Linked DNA regions of Homo sapiens: region 2 is linked to region 1. Evidence: chromatin loops called from intact Hi-C (ENCODE). Cell type or tissue: PC-3. All regions are shown on one strand. Each heading gives the region's core, and the rest is flanking DNA. Links, peaks and the distances in the headings are about the cores only. Region 1 overlaps TSC1 (TSC complex subunit 1). Region 2 has its middle 15 kb from the start of SNORD141A.

The links. A loop is a pair of places that touch in the nucleus more often than their neighbours do. Peaks named below come from ENCODE experiments on the same cell type or tissue, not always from the same donor. Only the 100,000 strongest peaks of a DNase experiment are listed, where the experiment ranks them.
Region 2: it touches region 1 in a loop (20-fold over the local background); 1 of 110 quality-filtered maps calls a loop at or near these places.

What each region holds. Positions count from the first base shown.
Region 1 is chr9:132,934,957-132,939,346 of GRCh38, reverse strand. TSC1 (TSC complex subunit 1) reads left to right here. Exons shown (of 23, transcript NM_000368.5): 2 at 4,252-4,314. Among named protein-coding and RNA genes, the nearest start is that of TSC1, 7.5 kb to the left of the region's middle. In PC-3, for the core only: no CTCF peak of the experiment used is centred there; no DNase peak of the experiment used is centred there; H3K4me3 peaks cover 715 bases; H3K27ac peaks cover 1,518 bases.
Region 2 is chr9:133,003,188-133,007,577 of GRCh38, reverse strand. No RefSeq gene overlaps it. Among named protein-coding and RNA genes, the nearest start is that of SNORD141A, 15 kb to the left of the region's middle. RefSeq lists enhancers at 1,733-2,604, 3,082-3,376, 3,251-3,395, 3,479-4,352 and cis regulatory regions at 3,315-3,332, 2,800-3,751. In PC-3, for the core only: no CTCF peak of the experiment used is centred there; no DNase peak of the experiment used is centred there.

The DNA of each region.
Region 1 (4,390 bases), core at 391-4,390:
GTTTTACCATCAGCTGTTTTACTCTCACATAGTAAGTAGTTATTTCCTACCCTTTTTTCCTTCCTTCTAGGCACTGATAGGAAGAGAGAATGGGAGCAAGTATCTTACCCTTTTTAGATGCATTTGTGCTGAAGGCGTCTTGGTTCACTTGATAGAATATTACCCTAAGAAGTCACCTGAGAGTTCCTGAGCCAGAGCGGAACATTAACTTAACAGTGTAACATTTCTGCTCTATCTAACTGTACCTGATAATAAAATAGTCTATCCATGCCTGGACCTGTGTCTGAATTGTCCTTGAATTTTTATGGATAAAAAATTGAATATAGGAAACAAGTTATAGTGAAGAGACATCTGCCTTCATTTACACATGCAGTACATTTTTACATCATAGACAAATGTGTACAAAATTATCTTAGGCAAATTGATATGCGGTCACCTATTTTATGTTACATACAGTCCTGAGGAGTCGTAGAGGGTAGTGTCTAGGCCACATATCACAGCACTTGTTTTTGAAAAATTCGAATATTCACCTGTAATTTCAGATAAATCCATTCTAAAGACATCTTAGGTATCTGCCACTAGTATTTTCAAAAGGTTTGTGTGTACTCTTGGCTCTCTCACAGCTCATAATGCATCTTGGCTAGGGCAGAGATATGTGAAAAAAATGGCGTACGGGTCCTGCTAATGACAGCTGTCCATGGCTGTTAGGCTAGAGTTCATGTGTAATCCTAGGCATATAAGCCATCCGTCTGTAAACACCTAAAGAATGATATTAGTTAAGATGAACAGTGAAAACAGATTGATCTATGTGCCTTCTGTTTCATCTCAAAATACTTAAACACAGAGCCCTTATCTTCTTCCTCAAACCTACATTTTATTCAGAAAGATTGCTTATAGAAGTGAAGTTATAATGATGAACATAAGTGAGAACACAACTTTTGGGTCAAATATGAAAGGGAAAAAAGTCTAGATCTGGAGGCAGGTTTCTTTTTAAATTTGGCTTTCGAAGATAAGGACGTGGATTGACACTGGTGTTCTGCTCTGCCAGGTGTTTCCATCTGCATTCCTCCCTTCCCCTCAGGAGGTTCACAGATCACATCTCACTTTACTGACCAGAGTGATTATGCCTTGTAGTACCCCCATAGGACAGGATTGAAATACAAATGAATAAGTCAATAAACACTTAAAAATATAAATAAGAGTAGAATAGTAGGTAGCCTTTGACATACCAACATAAAATTGCTACCAATTTAGTACCATTATCATTTTTAGTGCAGTAATAAAGAAATTAAAAGTCTTAACATTGAGCATTGGACAAAAACACTCTGCTTGGCAGGGGGTGGGGGCTCACGCCTGTAACCCCAGCACTATGGGAGGCCAAGGTGGATGGATCACTTGAGTCCAGGAGTTCTAGACCAGCCTGGGCGACTTAGGGAGACCCTGTCTCTACAAAAAAATACAAAAATTAGTTGGGCATGGTGGTGCGTGCCTGTATTCCCAGCTACTTGGGAGGTTGAGGTGGGATGATTGCTTGAGCCTGGGAGGCGAAGGTCGCAGTGAACCATGAGTCATGATTAGGCCACTGAACTCCAGCCTGAGCGACAGAGCAGGGCTCTATCTCAAAAAACAAAACAAAAAAACCAACCACCAACAACAAAACCACTCTGCTTTCCTAGAGTAGGGCCTTTATGTAGGATGGGTTGTGGCTGGGCAGTCTACAGGATCTCATCTAGCGTAGATCCTAATTTTACCCTTGCCTTAGATATTTCTTTTCAGGTAAAATGTCCAACCGGGATTAGTCGCAAGAGGAAGTCTATATGACTCACTGGACTAACTGCTTATTTTAAGATTCTGATTTTAAGATTAGAGGCTCTTGCACTTTATTTATTTATGTATTTATTTTGAAACGGAGTTTTGCTCTTGTTGCCCAGGCTGGAGTGCAGTGGCACTATCTCGACTCATTGCAACCTCCACCTCCTGGGTTCAAGTGATTCTCCTGCCTTAGCCTCCCGAGTAGCTGGGATTACAGGCATGTGCCACCACGCCTGGCTAGTTTTGTATTTTCAGTAGAGATGGGGTTTCTCCATGTTGGTTAGGTTGGTCTCAAACTCCCGACGCCAGGTGATCCGCCCACCTTGGCCTCCCAAAGTGCTGGGATTACAGGCGTGAGCCACCACACCTGGCCTGGGCTCCTGCACTTTAATTCAAGCCCTGTGACTTGCAGTGAGTGTGGCCAGGCAAGCACTCCCTGTCAGAATGGTATGATCCCTCTTTTCTGGAGGGCCAGCCTGCCTGCAGCACTGTTCACAGGCTTGCAGGTGCCACTGAAGAGACCAGTGGAGTTTAATGTCTGGAATGTGTTCCACGTGGAAATATAATTACTCTGTCATCTGGAACAAGCGATTTTAATTGTTAGAGAGTTCCTCAGTCCACTAGTTTGACTTTGGCCATGGTCGTACATTTAAGAACTTGGTTCAAGTTTTTTCCATGTTTAGGGTAATTAGGTGTCCATAGTATATGAGGCTCAGCTTTCATACTCTATTCAACTCTGGAATGGCTGCCAAAGAAGCTGATTAAATCTTACCAGTTCTGAGCAGGGTGTTTTTGCCTCTTGTGTGCCAGGTGCCAGGATAGGCCCTAGGTGTCCCAGATGGTTCCTGTCCTCATGGAGTTTACCATCTAGTGATCAGATTGTACCTAAATATAGTTTGAAGGACCCATATTTTAAAAGCAAACAAAAATGTATTTATATATACTCATTTAGCATGGATATTTAATACAAGTTAATTTGGACAGAAAGTAGGGTAAAAGGGGGAAGAAAATAGAAAAATGATAGCTGTTCACAAACATTTTATGTCTCTTTTGTAGTAAACTTAAGTCATGCTGCCTGAAGGCAGAATTAGGCTTTGCACATTTATTTAAGAAATACTGGCCAGGTGCAGTGGCTCACGTCTGTAATACTAGCACCTTGGGAGGCCTTGGTGGGAGGATTGCGTGAGGCTAGGAGTTTGGGAACAGCCTGGGCAACATAGTGAGACCCCATCTTTAAAACTAAAAGAAACCGATTAGTCGGGCCTGGTGGAGTGCATCTGTATTCCTAGCTACTCGGGAGGCTGAGGTGGGAGGATCACTTGAGCCTAGGAGTTTGAGGTTGCAGTGAGCTATGATGGCTCCACTGTACTCTAGCCTAAGAGTGAGACCCTGTCTCTAAAAAAGAAAGAGAGAAAGAAAGAAAAAGAAAAGATTTTAACTTCTAGTCATTCAATCAAGAAGTGCCAGACAGCATGGTAGCTGCTTGAAATACAGTACTGAGTAAGCTGCGGTCTCTCCCTGGATATAACTCCTAGTGAAGGAGGCATGTTCAGTAATCAATCAAGCTTATTTAATTGGGTTGTGGTAAGTGACACAAGAAATATAGGCTGCAAGAGTATAACAGGGGACCTGACCTAGTCTGGAAGGTGGAAGTGGGAGGCAAGTAGAGGCCTAGGAGGTCTTCTCTGAGGAAGTGAGCATTTAAGCTGAGATTTTAAGGATGAAGAGTGAGTTTAGGAGGAGCCAAAGGTAGACTCTCTTAGGCTCAGGAATGGGGAGCATGTGGCTTAGCCAAGGAACTGAAAGGCCAGTGAGTCAAGGTGGTGGGGAGGGTTGGGGAGGGGTGAGGACTGTGGGGACTGTGGCAGGCGGTGAGGCCCTGCAGGCCCACTCAGTGCTTTGTGCCTCTCACTGTCCTGGACCTGCCTCACATGGCTCCTCCAGTAACTTCGGTGTGCCCCGTGCTGTGCCGAGGGCAATGGAATGCATCATCTCATGTAATCCCCACAAGCCTTGTGAGCTTGATGCCATCATTATTCTAACTTTACAGACGAGGTAACTTACGGTTAGACATTGGAGACTTAAGATAAATAGCTAAATGTTACACAGCTAATAAGTTGCAGAGCTTGGATTTTAACCCGGAACTCTCTAATTCTAGGGCCTATCCTGCCCATTCATTTATACCTCTAACAGACATTAACAAAAGACAGAGATTACAAGTTCAGCACAATATAAAGAATTTTCCAGCAACCAGCTGTTCAGAAATGTAGACGGGGAGAGGCACGTGCTTCCAATGATTATGAGTGTTCATTCCAGTGGAAACGTGGTGGCCACCTGTCAGGGATAGAGGAGGAAGAAGCTTGTGCCAGATGAACCCCTAACCCGCTTTTGATTACATCTGGGATTTTGCTTCATTGTACATATGTTTTCTTCCTTCAGTGACCATGAAAGACACCAGGTTGACAGCACTGGAAACTGAAGTACCAGTTGTCGCTAGAACAGGTAAGCTATAACCAGGCCAGTGGTTAGAGGAAGATGGGAGGGAATTATCTTGCCCATGGTCGTGCATTCAGGGATT
Region 2 (4,390 bases), core at 291-4,290, 68 kb before region 1:
GGTCACAGCAAGTGCTAGGTACAGTTGGATGGTGCCATCTGGGATGGGTCCTCCAAGCCAATCAGATCAGATCAGATTGAGAGCTCATCCTCCCAGGAGATGGTGAGTGCTGTCCTTCAGCCAAACCTCTAGATCCAGGAAGCCGTTCTCAGACAGGTCCACAGTCCACACAGTGTCAGGTAGGACTGACAGTGGGCCTGAACTGTAATTCATGGTTCTAGGCAAAAGACTCGAAAGCACCCATTCACACGTATACTTGCACCCTGTTATCCAGGCCTAGGCACTCCATGCATTGGCCCCTTTGGGTGGGTAGACCCTTCAGTTTGCTTGCCTATCCATCCACCCATTGTCCATCCATCCACCCATCCACCATCCATCCACCCAACCACCATCCATCCATCCATCCATCCATCCACCTATCATCCATCCACCCACCCATCCATCCATCCATCCATCTGTCCATCCATCCGTCCATCCGTCCATCCATCCATCCATCCATCCATGCATCCATCCATCCATCCATCCACCCATCTGTTCATCCATTCATCCATCCACACATCCACCATCCATCCATCCATCCATCCAACCATCCATCCATCCATCCATCCATCCATCCACCCATCTGTTCATCCATCCATCCATCCACACATCCACCATCCATCCATCCACCCATCCATCCATCTATCCATGCTTCCATCCATCCATCCAACCATCCATCCATCCATCATTCATCCATCCATCCACTCACCCAACCATCCATCTGTCCATCTGACAAAAAGCATTTCCTTAATGAGTACTGGGGAAGCAATGGAGAATTTCATAGAACGTGTCACACAATGACACAAATAGCTATTTCATGACAATTATGATCAACATCAGAGGGCAGAATTTCTGGGGGATTTGAGAGTCTATAACTGGCAAGGGGAGGTTTTCTTGTGGGGTGCATGTGGGTTGGGTTTGGGATGACGAAGATAAAGAATTGGTGAAGTGAGGAAACTGCCTTCCAAGTGGAGGGAACAGCATTCCCAGAGCCTCAGAGGCAGGCAAAGCCAGTCTGGAAGGAGGAAGGAGAGAATGTCGCTGGGATTCTGGTGCTGTTGCTCAGACACCCACCCCTAGGGAGAAGTGGCTCTCCCTGCAGATCTCCCACAACCCTGAAGGTGCCTCCCTGCTCCAGCCCAGAGCAGGGCTCCCTGGCCCGTCTGCCATCAGTTGAGGGGGCATTACCTGCTCTGTTTCTCTGCCTGGACTATGCATGAGCTGTTTAGGGCTGGGCTCTGGTTTTCAAGTCTTCATTCAGCAGAGACCACTGTGCACATGGGCTTTTTTTTTTTGGCGGGGGCGGGGGGAGGGGTTACTAAAATATACTTAATAAATTTTACCTTCTTAACTATTTCTAAGTGTACAGTTCAGTGGCATTGGGTACATTCACATTGTTGTGCAATCATCACCACCAGCCAACACCAGAACTTTTCCCAAACTGAAGCTCTGTACCCATTAGACACTAACTCCCCACTCCCCTCCCCCAGATCCTGCCAGCCACCATTCTACTTTCGATGAATTTGACTACTCTAGGGACCTCATATAAGTGGAATCATCCTGTGCTTGTGCTTTTGTGACTGGCCTGTTTCACTCAGCATGATGTCCTCAAGGTCCACGTGTGGCATGTGTCAGAGCTCCATTCCCTTTGATGGCCAAGTCATATTTCCTAGCATGGACAGGCCCCGTTTTGTTTACCCATCATCTGTGGATGGACACTTGGGGTGCCCACTTTTTGGCTGCTGGGGACGATGCTGCTTTGAAGCCCACCAGCTTTTGGTACCTCTTTGGTGGAGTACCTTCGGCCAACTACACACCCACTGAGCAGTTTGTATTTTGCAAAATTTTATAGTGAAGGGACTGCAGACGTCGTCTTGACCAACTCTCTTCCTTTTGCAGCTGAGTGGAACCAAGTCCACTGGCTGCGGCGCTTCCTCTTCGCCCAGCTCTCTGCACGGTGGCCAAGCTCTGGGCCCTTAGCTCCTGGCAGGACCATATGTCCCCTGATCGGACTTTTGTGACACCGGGGCGCCCCACCTCATGCCTGCAGTGGTGCAACCCACACTACTCTAGAAAGTTTATGTGCCTGCTGCACACCCTCCTTTCCCTAGCCCACCGCAGCCATCCCATGGTGTTGTGGGAAATGACCTCAGAGAGCTTCCCCAGACAATGGAGAGTCTTTAGAATGCTGGGCAGCTGGACCCTTGGCCCTGGATACCAAGAGCTATGCAGGCACTTATCCCAAAGCCACCCCCATTCCAGCCAGATGCTGGTCCCCAACCCTGGGAAACAGAGACCAGGACCTGTGCCACTCCTGCTTGGCATGCACCTGGACTCCCCAGGACAGCCCTGCGGGTGGGTTTTCTTATCTCACTTTACAGACAGCATACGGGGCTAAAAAGTAGAGAAATGACTTGCTTAGAGCACCAGGGCCCAGCACAGAGTTCAGCTTCAAAGCCATCATTTCATTGTCCTCCACCAGCAGAGGAAGCCTAGTGACCGCCCCTTCCTACCCCCAGCCTCATCCCCACAATCACAGGGTCCCCTGCTGACAAGTGGCTCCCAGGGCAGGTCTCCCAGCCTAGCAGATCTCCTGGCTTGGAGACCCAGGATTTCTCCTGGCAAGGTCTCTAGGGCAGATGAGGCTGAGCTGCCTTCAAGTCCACCCAGGCCTCCCCAGAGGAGGCCCCCCTCCCAGGAATGGCATCCCAGCTCCTCCCTCCTCTGGGCTGGCTTCATGGGGGCAGACACCTTTACTTCTGCAACACAGCTGGGCTGCAGTCGTACAAGGGATCATGGTTTGCAGGCTGAGCTGGCAGAGGGACACCCCAGGGTGAAGGGCATTTGTGGGGCATCCTGTCATTGAACTTTCTCAGAAGGCCCTGCCCTTCTCTTTTTCCCTCCAAGGCAGTTGTTGGGATGGCAACATCAATGCTGGCCGTGGCACTTCCTCTTTGGCCAGCTCTGCACAGTGGCCGAGCTGTGGGCCCTCAGCTCCTGGCAGGGCCCTGTGTCCCCTGACCAGACTTCCGTGAGGCCAGGCCTCCCCACCCCACACCTGCAGCAGTGCAGCCCATGCTGCTCTAGGAGGTTTATCTGCCAGAGAGGCTTTGAGGGTGGGGAATGAGACCCTTATCTCCCTGCCAGGGGCCTGCCCTACAGTTAGGGCTTTGTAATCTGACATTGTGATTTTTCACTCTTGTTTTTCCCCTCATGGAGGGAAGATTTGCTGAATCACCCAGGGTGAGGTGGTTGGAGGAGGAGGGGGGCACCAGCTGGGGGGCAGTGATAAGTCTCAGGCCGGGCTGAGGGGCGCTGGGGAGCCACCGGGAGGAAACCCTTAACCGTGACGGTTTCCAGCTAAGATTGTAGGCTTCTAAAGAGCTGCCTTGGGGAGGCTGAGCTCAGGGATCCTGAACCTTCCTTCCTGAGGAGTGCAGAGGAGGGCCGGGGGTGCCAGGCAAGCCCCGTAGACATCCCACGAGCCAGCAGGGATGGGAAGGCAGGGACCGTGACCGTGGCAATGACCAAAGATGCATGTGGCTGGCTGCCAAGCCCCAACAGGATAGCCCCCAGGACCCCACTAGGTCACCCTTGCTTTGCACACTGGCCTCCTGAAGCCCTGAGAAGGCGCTGGCTAGAGCACTGCTCCCTAACAGGTTGGGCAAGAGCTGGGGGCAGGGGAGGCCTCTTGTCTCCCCCAGGGCTTTGTGCCCCGCTGTTTTCTTGGCTTGGGGCAGCCCTCTGCACTTCCAACAGATCAAATTCTTTTTGTCTTGCAAATGTCGACTTCCCTCATTAGACTTCCCTTAACCCCAGGGCTGGGCTTAGTAACCCCCTTGGGCCTCCAGACCCCCCACAGCGTCTCCTCTCCTGGGTCTTGCCAAGGCCCTGCCCAGAGTGGACGCCCAGCAAATACTTGTTGAACAGACTTTGTACCCTGCGAGAAGTGGTCTTCTATTGGCACTAAGTCTGGGGTCTACAAAGTGGGAAGAAATCCCCAGAGGAGCTGGGCTGGCCCCCAGGAATGCCCTCTGTTGCAGAGAGGACCCAGCTGCTGGGAGTGGTAGACCCCAGCCTGACCTCCAGGTGCCCGACCCTCAGCCTCTGCTGGGGCTGGCCACACAGTAGAGACAGCTGTCCACCAGTGATCTCATGGTAGTGTACAGAGATGGGGTCGTGCTGGGCGCAGGGGGAGGGCTTGGAGCAGAAAGGCCAGGCCGGACGGTGCCTGAGGCTTCCCCAGGATGCTCTCTACGCGACTGACTTCTGATTCCCCTCAGAGTCCGGTGGGCAACCGCAGCTCCGGGGAAGATGGGTGATTGACACCCCTGAGTCAGTGGCCACATCC